3 separate regions of the Homo sapiens genome follow, and all the other regions are linked to region 1. Evidence: chromatin contacts called from ENCODE Hi-C or POLR2A ChIA-PET data. All regions are on one chromosome and are shown on one strand. Each heading gives the region's core, a stretch centred on a gene start or an enhancer-like site at or near the end of the contact. The rest is flanking DNA. Distances are from core to core; before and after follow the strand shown. Region 1 has its middle 38 kb from the start of PTGER2. Region 2 holds the start of ERO1A (endoplasmic reticulum oxidoreductase 1 alpha). Region 3 overlaps GNG2 (G protein subunit gamma 2).

Evidence for each region. A loop is a pair of places that touch in the nucleus more often than their neighbours do. ChIA-PET counts read pairs that join two places held with the same protein, here RNA polymerase II (POLR2A). Pooled maps may share reads with other maps.
Region 2: a pooled map shows a loop between it and region 1 (4-fold over the local background). The contact joins the promoter of ERO1A here to the enhancer-like site in region 1. A Hi-C loop is called at or near these places in 5 of 50 pooled maps. POLR2A ChIA-PET finds 5 or more read pairs at or near these places in 2 of 52 experiments (T-cell and activated CD8-positive, alpha-beta memory T cell).
Region 3: a pooled map shows a loop between it and region 1 (6-fold over the local background). The contact joins two enhancer-like sites. A Hi-C loop is called at or near these places in 1 of 168 maps with a recorded cell type or tissue (naive thymus-derived CD4-positive, alpha-beta T cell) and 6 of 50 pooled maps. POLR2A ChIA-PET finds 5 or more read pairs at or near these places in 1 of 52 experiments (T-cell).

What each region holds. Positions count from the first base shown.
Region 1 is chr14:52,350,304-52,353,868 of GRCh38, reverse strand. No RefSeq gene overlaps it. Among named protein-coding and RNA genes, the nearest start is that of PTGER2, 38 kb to the right of the region's middle. Within about 2 kb of position 1,933, at least 7 of the 41 ENCODE cell types and tissues checked have a DNase peak (open chromatin) inside an H3K27ac peak, as active enhancers do.
Region 2 is chr14:52,694,035-52,697,437 of GRCh38, reverse strand. It overlaps ERO1A (endoplasmic reticulum oxidoreductase 1 alpha), which reads left to right and starts at 1,880. Exons shown (of 16, transcript NM_014584.3): 1 at 1,880-2,070. The coding sequence starts at 1,957. RefSeq lists a silencer at 1,409-1,948 and enhancers at 2,199-2,248, 1,854-2,355.
Region 3 is chr14:51,871,131-51,874,812 of GRCh38, reverse strand. All of the region lies in intron 1 of GNG2 (G protein subunit gamma 2), which reads right to left. Among named protein-coding and RNA genes, the nearest start is that of GNG2, 12 kb to the right of the region's middle. Within about 2 kb of position 1,477, at least 5 of the 41 ENCODE cell types and tissues checked have a DNase peak (open chromatin) inside an H3K27ac peak, as active enhancers do.

The sequences.
Region 1 (3,565 bases), core at 684-3,183:
ATATATTATCAAGGCACTTCATAGGTTATTGTTTGTGTAAATCCAAGTTTTGATTTACTAAGTTTGCTAAAGAAGGTGGAAAATAGTTACTCTTAAGTGTCTTTATTATCTAAAAATCTTAGTGATAGATTTTGACTTGTTTGCATCTTACTTTTTTTTCCTGGAATAAATTTGACTTTCTTGGTTTATTAAAAGAAATTCTGGTTTGTATAACTACTTGTCAGGCCATGAAATGTGCAAAACCATGCATCTTATACCTTTTTATTTTTTTATGTGACAGTTGCACTTTTGTTGTCCAGGCTGAAGTGTAATGGCACGATCTTGGCTTACTGCAACCTCCGCCTCCCGGGTTCAAGTGATTCTCCTGCCTTAGCCTCCCGAGTAGCTGGGATTACAGCCATGCGCCACCACACCCGGCTAATTTTTATATTTTTAGTACAGACAGGGTTTCTCCATGTTGGTCAGGCTGGTCTCGAACTCCTGACCTCAGGTGATCCACCCATCTCGGCCTCCCAAAGTGCTGGGATTACAGGCGTGAGCCACCACACCTGACCTTTATACTCTTTTATTTGTGGTTTTGTGGGAAAAGACCTTGACAATAATATTATTAATGTATTAAAAACATTTCCCCAGGATGTTTGATTTTTAAAAATAATTTATAATCTAAAATCTGTAGTGTCTAGCTTTTATATAAAATGTGAGCTACAATGTTAACAACATTGCCAAATGGCTTACTTTAGTCATTCTCTGAAGAGACTTCCTTCTTTGCTCTTTCTACTCTACCTCTCTGCTCAAAAAATCCCAAATAGTAACCTCATTATATGTTATTATGATGATTTATAGGAATGATTTATAATGTGGATTACTCTTTTTCAAAAGGATCTGGAGGGACGGCTTTTTTTGTAGAAGTTTTTGAAAAGAGCCACTTAATAAATAATAAGCAATGTTTGTGTTTTTTGCAAGTGTAGCAGTGGGGTGCAAGGAGAAAAAGAAGAGGACCATTAGAAGATGGGGATGGCTGTTTGTGTGAAGTTCTCATCTCTTGTGTTTTCAAGTCCTGAACGACAGGGATTATGTCTGATGCATGTTTGGTTTCCTTGTGCAATGCTTTGAAGTGTCTCCCTTCCAGGAACACACAATTCAAGAGAAAAGTAAGATAAGTACACAAACAACTATAGTTCTAAACAAATGAGCAATTGCGTTATTTGAAACGTTTTAGAGGCTATTTTAGAAAGAAACGCAGCTGTAGTATTGTCAAGTACACAGAGTAAATTGAATTCACTGCCAAGTATTATTAAATTTTAGTTACTGATGATGGCACAAGTTTTTGTTGAAATGTTAGACTTGTTTTGACCTTCAAATTGTGTTAAAAAGTTTTAACCAGTTTAAATTTGGGTGTATCAACATTTTAGTTTTCTGATAATTAGTTGGTTTGGGGCACACCGCACAGGAAAAGGAAGAACAGAGAGGTTTTACTCAGAATCAGACCACTGTGGTTGTTTTTCTCCCAGGGTGATACGTCTTTAGGGGCATAAAAGGGTTAAGGGAAAAATCGTAAAAGCACCACAGTGCTTACAGTCCCTGAGTTGCTTCACTGAATATAAAACCAAGAAATCTCCTGTTAGCCAATCATTAATCTAGGTGTTGACAGCCCATTCAGTTTACTGACATTTATATAAAGCCCAGAGAGCTGAAGAAAATCAAATCAGGTTTTAAAGCACTGGAAAGAATGACATAGTTAAAATATAAATGTCTTTCTTAAAAGTTGATCATTACTGGAGGGGAAAATATCACATCCCTGAGAGATGAAATGTTTCAGGTCAGTAATTGTACTCTGTGGGTTGTACCTATCTGGAGCTGCATAGAAATGTACTGATGTGGCCCTGAGCATCTCATGGGCCCTCCAGGGCGGAGGATGATGTCCTCCTGGGCCAGACGGCATCAGAGGAGAAAATCCACCCTGGGGGAAGATAAATGTTTTGTAATAAGTGTGAGCAATTGGCTGAAGGGAACAATTACTTTTATCTTTGCTACTGAGCCTCTGGATTCTGCCAAGTATATTTATGCTCCTTGGCAAAGACTGGATTTTAATTTCTTGGCAAAACACACACAGACATCTCTCTTACAATATCTAGTAAAAGATTCTACTTTGTAAACACTCATTCTACAGGGTTTAGAAGCTAGTGTGGGGGATTAGATCACATGTGCCTCCTTAAATCTTCAGAGAGGAAAGAATTCTTCAGGAAGGGAAAACTTCAAGGCAGTTAAGCAGAGGAGGTCTGCCTGGTGAGTTATTTAGTCTGGCTCCTCTCCTTTTAAGTGCTCTCACTGATTCTGAGAGACAGGTTGAGTTCTTGATGCCGTTTAAAAAACGTAGCCATACCCTCCAGCTCACCCTTCGGCTCCTCATGAATTCTGTGCCATCTTGGGCTTATCTTTGTTTCTAGCTGGTGTGAATGTGACGATGTAATTTCAGCACTATGAAGTCACTGAGAACACTGGAGCTAGCGGTTACTGAGGTTATTAAGTGTCACTCAGGGCAGAATTCCCTATTAAATTGAGCCAAGGATACAGGCATAAGTGAGCTCCTGGCACAGGGCACTAAACAAAACTGACAGAAAGAAAACTTTGGGTTGCTGAAACCAATGGCCTTCTCTTGTGAGCAAATGCTCTGACATGGAAAAATGCTTTGCCTAGTGAGACAGATTGCCTCCTGCCTGTGGCCATGCTACTTAGGAGGAGCCGTATGATGCGATCCTAAGGTCCGTGATCAGTGATTCTGAACAGCAACTGTTTTGTTCAAAGGTTTGTGATCTGGGACCCCAAACAGCAACTGTTTTGTTCAAAGGGAGAGGTGTTATGTAGCAAAATCATCAAGTTGATTTTTTTCCTAAGTGCTATGCATCTAGTGCATGGTAACATGTGGCCTACCTACTCTCAGCTCCTGAGATTACAGACAGGCTCCTGAGGCAAATAGCCCTTAATTAAGGTTCTGGTACTATTAACAAGGATTTAAATGTTCATAGTTTAAGCCCCCTTTTTATAATGAACAAAATGATTCTTTACACCCAGCCATACTAATTCTACAACTTCTAATCCTGAGCAAGGATGGCGAATTTGTGACACATATGAGATAGCTCTCCTTGTTTGGTGCCCTGGCAGACATTCATTCACTCATCATGACATTCCAATAAGTCTTCAGAATTCATGTCAACAGAGCGCTCAGGCAGCTGTTGCCCAAAAGGCTTCTTACAGGAGTATAAGAGTGTGTCATGGCATCCAAGAGCAGAAATGCAGGAATGGCTTGCTACTGGAACTTTTCATTTTATTGGAACCTGTCATCACTGTTCCTCCTTGAGCTTTTAGGGTAGGCAAATAATGACCCCCCGTCCCCCACCACACATAAGGTGTCCTAATTCCTGGAACTTGTAAAATGCTACTTTATATAGCAAAAGGAACCTTGCAATTAAATTAAATATCTTGAGATGGAGAATTTATTTTGGATTATCCAGGTGAGCTCAGTGTAATCACAAGAGTCCTTAGAAGCGGGTAAGAAGGTCAGAGT
Region 2 (3,403 bases), core at 631-3,130, 340 kb before region 1:
CATGCAAGATGTCGGAAAGCTGCCAGTTTCACCTAGAAACTACCTTCTTAGGCTTGGTGAAGTGGCTCACACCTGTAATCCCAGCACTTTGGGAGGCAGAGGCAGGCAGATCACTTAAGGTCAGGAGTTCGAGACCAGCCTGGCCAACATGGTGAAACCACATGTCTACTAAAAATACAAAAGTTAGCTGGGTATGGTGGCGCAGGCCTGTAATCCCAGCTACTCGGGTAGCTGAGGCGTAAGAATCACTTAAACCCGGGAAGCGGAGGTTGCAGTGACCCGAGATTGCGCCACTGCACTCCAGCCTGGGTGAGGAAGTGAGAGTGTCTCAAAAAAAAGTCTTCTTAAAACAACAAACAAACAAACAAACAAAAAACAAAAAGTAAGGCCAGGTGCGGTGGCTCATGTCTGCAATTCTAGCACTTTGGGAGGCTGAGATGGGTGGGTCACCTGAGCTCAGAGCTAGAGACCAGCCTGGCCAACATGGCAAAACCCCTTCTCTACTGAAAATACAAAAATTAGCCGAGTGTGTGGTGGCTTACGCCTGTAATCCCAGCTACTGGGGAAGCTCAGGCAGGAGAATCTCTTGAACCTGGGAGGCAGAGATTGCAGTAAGCCAAGATGACGCCACTGCACTCCAGCCTGGGCGACAGAGCGAGACTCCGCCTCGAAAAAAAAAAAAAAAGTAATCCCAGCACTTTGGGAGGCTGAGGCGGGAGAATCGCTCTTGAGGAGTTTGAGACCAGCCTGGGCAACATGGTGAAACCTCGTTTCTACTAAAAATAAAATTAGCCAGGCGTGGTGGCGCACGCCTGTAGTTCATGCTACTCAGGAGGCTTAGGTGGGAGGATCGCTTGAGCCCAGGAGTTCGAGGTTGCAGTGAGCTGCGATCGCATCATTGCAGGCCAGCCTGGGTGACCCAGGGAGACCCTGTCTGGAAAAAAAAAAAGCGGATAGACTAGTCCCAACTCTGAATGTTAAAAGACCAGGACTGGGTATCAGAGGACCTCCAATCCTTGCTCACCTTACCTCACTTCTCTAGGCCTGTTTCTTCCTATGATATGAGCGGGTGGCTTCCACCCTCGCTGTCTAATACAGTGGGCACTAGCCAGCCACATTTGACTATGAAATGGGTCTAGTTCGCATCGAATACACACTGGATTTCAAAGACAAAAAAAGTCAAATATCTTATGAATAAATTTAATGTTGGTTATATTTTGAAATAATATTTTGCACATTCGGGGTTAAATAAAAATATTTTAAAAATAAAATGTACCTGTTATTTTTACTCTTTTGCTGTGGCTACTAAAAATATAAATGACATATGCTGCCCTGGTCTAGATGCTCTCTAATATCCCTTTCAGCTTTAAGACTCCGCCGGGAACACGGTGGACACGTAATTCGTACGATTTGATTGTCTCGCATTGAGATACGGAAGGATTGGCCGGGAGTGAGCGGGCTGGGGCTGGGCGGGGCGGCGCGGGGCGGGCACCCCCCGCCCCCCAACCCCGCAGGAAAACACAGGCCCCTCCGGCTTTCGCTCTCGCTCTGGGAACTGGAAGGACCCCCGACTCCCGCGCAGGGTCTGGGGTTGTGCGCGTCGGGTTGCGTCTCCAGGCCGGGGGCGTCAGGGAGCCGGGGGCGGGGACGGGCGCGGGCGCAGCGGACCGGGCGGGGCCGAGCCGGGAAGCTGGTCGGTGCGTCAGCCTCACGCGGCGGGAAGGAACCGGTCCGAGGCCCCGGGCTGCCGGCGCGGGCGCCGCGGCACGTCCACAGGCTGGGTCGCGAGGTGGCGATCGCTGAGAGGCAGGAGGGCCGAGGCGGGCCTGGGAGGCGGCCCGGAGGTGGGGCGCCGCTGGGGCCGGCCCGCACGGGCTTCATCTGAGGGCGCACGGCCCGCGACCGAGCGTGCGGACTGGCCTCCCAAGCGTGGGGCGACAAGCTGCCGGAGCTGCAATGGGCCGCGGCTGGGGATTCTTGTTTGGCCTCCTGGGCGCCGTGTGGCTGCTCAGCTCGGGCCACGGAGAGGAGCAGCCCCCGGAGACAGCGGCACAGAGGTGCTTCTGCCAGGTGAGCGATGTGCGCGTTGGTGCTGAGGGTCCCGGCGCCCTCCGCGGCGTGCACTGTCCCGCACGCCCTGGCGGGTGAGCGGCTGGGGGTGCGTCCTTGCATCTCTTCCCACCGGGAATGAGACTCCGGTGCTGCTGCCCGGTGGCCGGGACTGAGTCTGGCTTGGCGTGGACCGGGCCTCCACGGCAGCCTGGACGTCGCCGCGCCCTCCGGTGCCTCGGACCAGGAGAGGGGTTGGGTGCACGCGGTTGAGTGGGTTTATGCATCTTTGTTGGTCTTATCTGCCCGGGGAGAGTGTGCACAGTGTATAATGCCCTGCCAGTATTTGCTATTTTCACAGAACCTGGATCTTTCTCACTTCTCTCTTGACCAGGAACTTGTGTACCCAGTACCTGTGCTGCGTGCATTTCGCCAGCCTTTCTGGCTAAGACGTTTGTGGGCTGATCTCAGATTTCGATGTTAGGCGGAAGAATGGCTGCTTGCGGTTTTTCTGTGTGTAAGCCCAACTACCTGATGTCTTTGGGACTGCAGTTGCCCTCTGGTTTCTGGTCCTGTGTGCTCTTTTTCTCGAATGTAATGAGATTCTCTTATCGTGACACCCGTTAAGCTGGTACGAATTGGGAGGAAGGTCCTTATTCTTCAGTGCACAAGTTTAATTACAAGCGGATTATGATCATTTCCTTCTGTAAGAGATGTGGTTTCTTGAGCAAAAAATTGAGAGAAACTTACAGTTTTCCATTATCTTCAGTATCTAGTATTTCAATGTGATTACTCTTGTCAAAGCCACTTTTTGGTTGACTCTGTTGATAAAAATTACGTTTTATACAAAATTAAGGGTTAGGCATCCATGTTATTCCTAAGTGGATTTTGCTATTAATTTATTATCAGAAATACCATTTTATGTGTTTAGGGGCATGATACCATGTCAAAGGAAAGATGCATTTAAATATTATGAAAGGTTTCTCTTTCACTACTTTACATTCTTGGATTTTGTTGTTTTGCTGAGTGATTTGGGAGTTGAGGTGAGTGTTATCTAGGAAACTAAGGGAAGTTGAAAGAAAATTGCTACTTTACAACTGAGACATTGAAAAGTCCTTTACCTTCAATCATTACAAAGGACACACAATCAAGTACTTAAAAGGAAAAGGGTCATTTTTCTTCTGATTAGAAATATAACGCAACACCGAGATTAAACATTTAAAAAATAAGATAGAAATAAGTGACTTTAAAATAAAATATTCTTTACGGAAAGAAGATGTCCAATGTAACATTTTCAGCTACATTCTGGAGATTTGGATACTGGAATAAAAGTACATGTTGAACTCTTCAACTT
Region 3 (3,682 bases), core at 228-2,727, 480 kb after region 1:
GGCATATTCTAAGCAGTAAAACTTTAGTCAATGCATTATAATTATTCATTTCAGAGGATACCCGACTTTTTTTTTTTTGAGACAGAGTCTTGCTCTGTCACCCACGCTAGAATGCAGTGGTGTGAACGTGGCTCACTGCAGCCTCAATTTCCTGGGCTCAAGCAATCCTCCTGCATCAGCCTCCCAAGTAGTAGCTGGGACCACAGGTGTGCACCACAACGCCCAGCTAATTTTTTTTATTTTCTGTAGAGACAGGGTGTCTCTACGTTGCCCAAGCTGGTCTCAAACTCAGGGGTCAAGCAATCCTTCTGCCTCAACCTCCTAAAGTGCTGAGATTACAGGCGTAAGCCAAATACACCCAGCCAGACTGTTTTTTTTTTTTTTTTTTGAGACAGAGTCTCGCTCTGTCACCCAGGCTGGAGTGCAGTGGCACAATCTTGGCTAACTGCAACCTCCTCCTCACGGGTTCACGCCATTCTCCTGCCTCAGCTTCCCAAGTAGCTGGGAGTACAGGCGCCCACCACCACGCCCGGCTAATTTTTTGTATTTTTAGTAGAGAAGGGGTTTCACCGTTAGCCAGGATGGTCTTGATCTCCTGACCTCGTGATCCGCCCCACCTCAGCCTTCCAAAGTGCTGGGATTACAGGCGTGAGCCACTGTGCCTGGCCCCAGGCTTCTTAAAGTGAATTTAGAAACAGTCTTAAAAACAGATTTGTGTGTACACTCATACCTTTAATTTAAGGGTGCTATTGGTTCTTCACATGGAATCATACTGGATTTCTCCTACAGTAATTCCACTAGCCCAAGAATTTGGTTTTATTTTCCCCTGGAGTAGTAATAGATTTGGCAGAGCTCACATAACCTCCCTGGTCTCCTTTGTATCCCACAGGCCTGCATTACAAGATGACTGTCCAAGATAAAGGAGTCGTACCTAGTCCATAAAACAGAGAAAAGATATCTTGCTTACTTGGGAATCAGATCTGAAACAATGGCCTCATTAAAACTAGCCTCTAACCAGATTAGAATAATATGCTGAGATCATTTAAACCTGCAATAATGTTCATCAGCAGCATTTGGTGCCTTTTAGAGGATCATTAAAACCTTGTGCATAGGCACACAAGACACTCCACAAGGTTGACCTTAGAGACTTACATGAAGTCATATATCAGAGAAAGAAACTATTTTTCCCCTTTTTCCCAAGAGAATGCCAAATGATCCTTTTCTCCCTTGTGAACCACAATATCCAACACTAATATGGCTAACCTATATTCAATAACAAAGGCAGGATGCCAGGGTTTCTTCACTTCCCTCTCAGAATGACTGTGCCAGTGCATTCTTGAGAAACCCCTTCACTCTCTCCTGCAGTAGGCAAATTGAAGCTAATAGTCAAAGCTCTGAATTCTCAGTTTCTCTCCCCCTCTTGCTTTTGCAGGAACATAAGCAAGCCAACTCAACAGGCCTAATTACCATGGTAACAACATGCACCGTGATTATGAGTGTGTTTGTTTTTTAAAATGACTCACAGATTGTTCCCCCAGAAGCCCCAGACACACAGGTTTCTGGCTGGTTTATAAAATCCATCTGAAGTTTTCTTGCAAATATCTTGTGCCTAGTATCATAACTGGTGTGATGAAGAGAGACTCATCAAATCAAATATGCCTTTCTCCTTAAGGATGAAGAAAAACCCATTTTATTCCTTAAACACTCCAAGATTAATCAATTTAAACTTCAGGTTTATAATGAAATTAATTTGAGTTTGTACACTGGAGATAATTAATCTGTTCCTAATTTAAATAATTAAGGTATTTCATAATGTGATTTTAGAGACCCAAATGAAATAATCAGGTGAAATAAACTGTAGTGAAAACTATAAAATAAAACAGCCTAAATCTGTGGGTACATGACCACATGTAAAGTGTTATAAAAGAATAGATGTCAGTCTTAATACCAAGATGTTTTTAAACAAATCTACAAAACAACAGCATCTATTTTTAAAATGCAAACATGAAAGAGTCCAGACATTTGGAGAACAGTGCACTGCTTCCACTCATCTATTCAATAAATATCATTTTAGACCTTCTATGTACTAAGCACCATTGTTTATAACTGGAACATCACAATAGGGCTTAGGGAAGACTATTTTCTCATGGGAGGCAAAGGCCATGGGCATGGCTCAGCGCGTTATCTTCTCTTAGGAAGCTCCTTTGCTTCACAAGGCACCATTCTGGGTAAGGCTGTCAGTGAGAGGGAACATTACCTAATGATTATACCAGGCCTGCAGTTCAGAGTCCTAACATCGGCATCACAGTGGACTCCCTCAAACAACAACAAAAAATAAAACATATATATGCTAGTAATTTTGATATGTTGATTTCTTCTGTGTGAAGTGGAAATAAACCCTATTTTAAAAGAAATGTAAGTGGAATTTATATAAATCTATTTCGCTTAAATCCCTCGATGCTAACATATAATACATTACACACACACACACACACACACACAAAATAGTCATTTAAAATTATTGTATCCAAATAGCTACTGCACTGTAACCAAGAATATATTTTTTCTCTAGAGTTTGAAGGGAAAACCAGAGAGTTTCAATCCATATAGGCTAGGTTATACTGTGGCAACAACTCAAAAACTCTCTGGCTTATTTGAGCAAAGCTTATCTCTCACTTTCTCTCCATGTCCACTGCGGTTTAGCAGAGATGCTCTTTGTGTTGTCTTGACAGTATGACCCAGGCTTAAGAGTGCAGAGAACACTTCTATCCTTCAACCACTGCACTCACCTGCCGGTTCTTATGGCTTCTTCCAGGAAGTGATGCACCTCACTTCTGTTCACTTCACTGGCCAAGGCAAGGCATGTGGCCACACCTAACCAAAGCAGACTGGGAAGTGGAAGCCTATCCTGAGCTGGAAAGGAAAACTGGAGATATTGATGGCTAAGCACATGGATTCCTGAACAAACAGCACAAACCCAGACTATTACTTCATGAAGTCAAAACGACATCCGACAATAATAGGCTTCCTTAGGGGATGCCTTATTCCAAGGTCTGAGCACCTATGATTAATGTTGGGCCATAACAATCACTTCTGCAGAATTTGGTGCAAATCCCTTGGATAGAATAAAAGATACTCTACTGCAGATTTGTGATAACAATAAGTTATACTAATAATATATTTATTTTGAATAATTACACTACAATTCAGGCACCTTGCTAAATAAACATTTCACATTTATTATGTATTTTTCTCCTGTCAGTTTTGTGAAGTAGATATTATCTTATTTCCCATTATAGATGAAGAAACTGAGGCATAGAAAGCTTAAGCAATTTGCCCAAGTAATTCTGACTCTAAACCAATGTCCTTTAACTGCTACACTCTCCTACATGTTATCTTTGAATGTTACTTTTCTACACTTCAGTATTTTATGATTATTTTAAGATGAATAAGAAAAGACTAGTTGGACCTTTTTTTTTTTGCCTAGGAATTTTCACCTCTACTTAAATTTTTCTTATTTTAATTTTAAAAGACATAGAACTGTTTAATATCAACTTTTTTCCAAAGAAAAAATAAAAATGTCAATGAAATGCCTTAATGCCTATACACAGCAATGTTCCCTAAACACAACCGTCATTCATGAGGTTTAAAAAAACGGCAAAGGACCAATTTAATTCTCCCA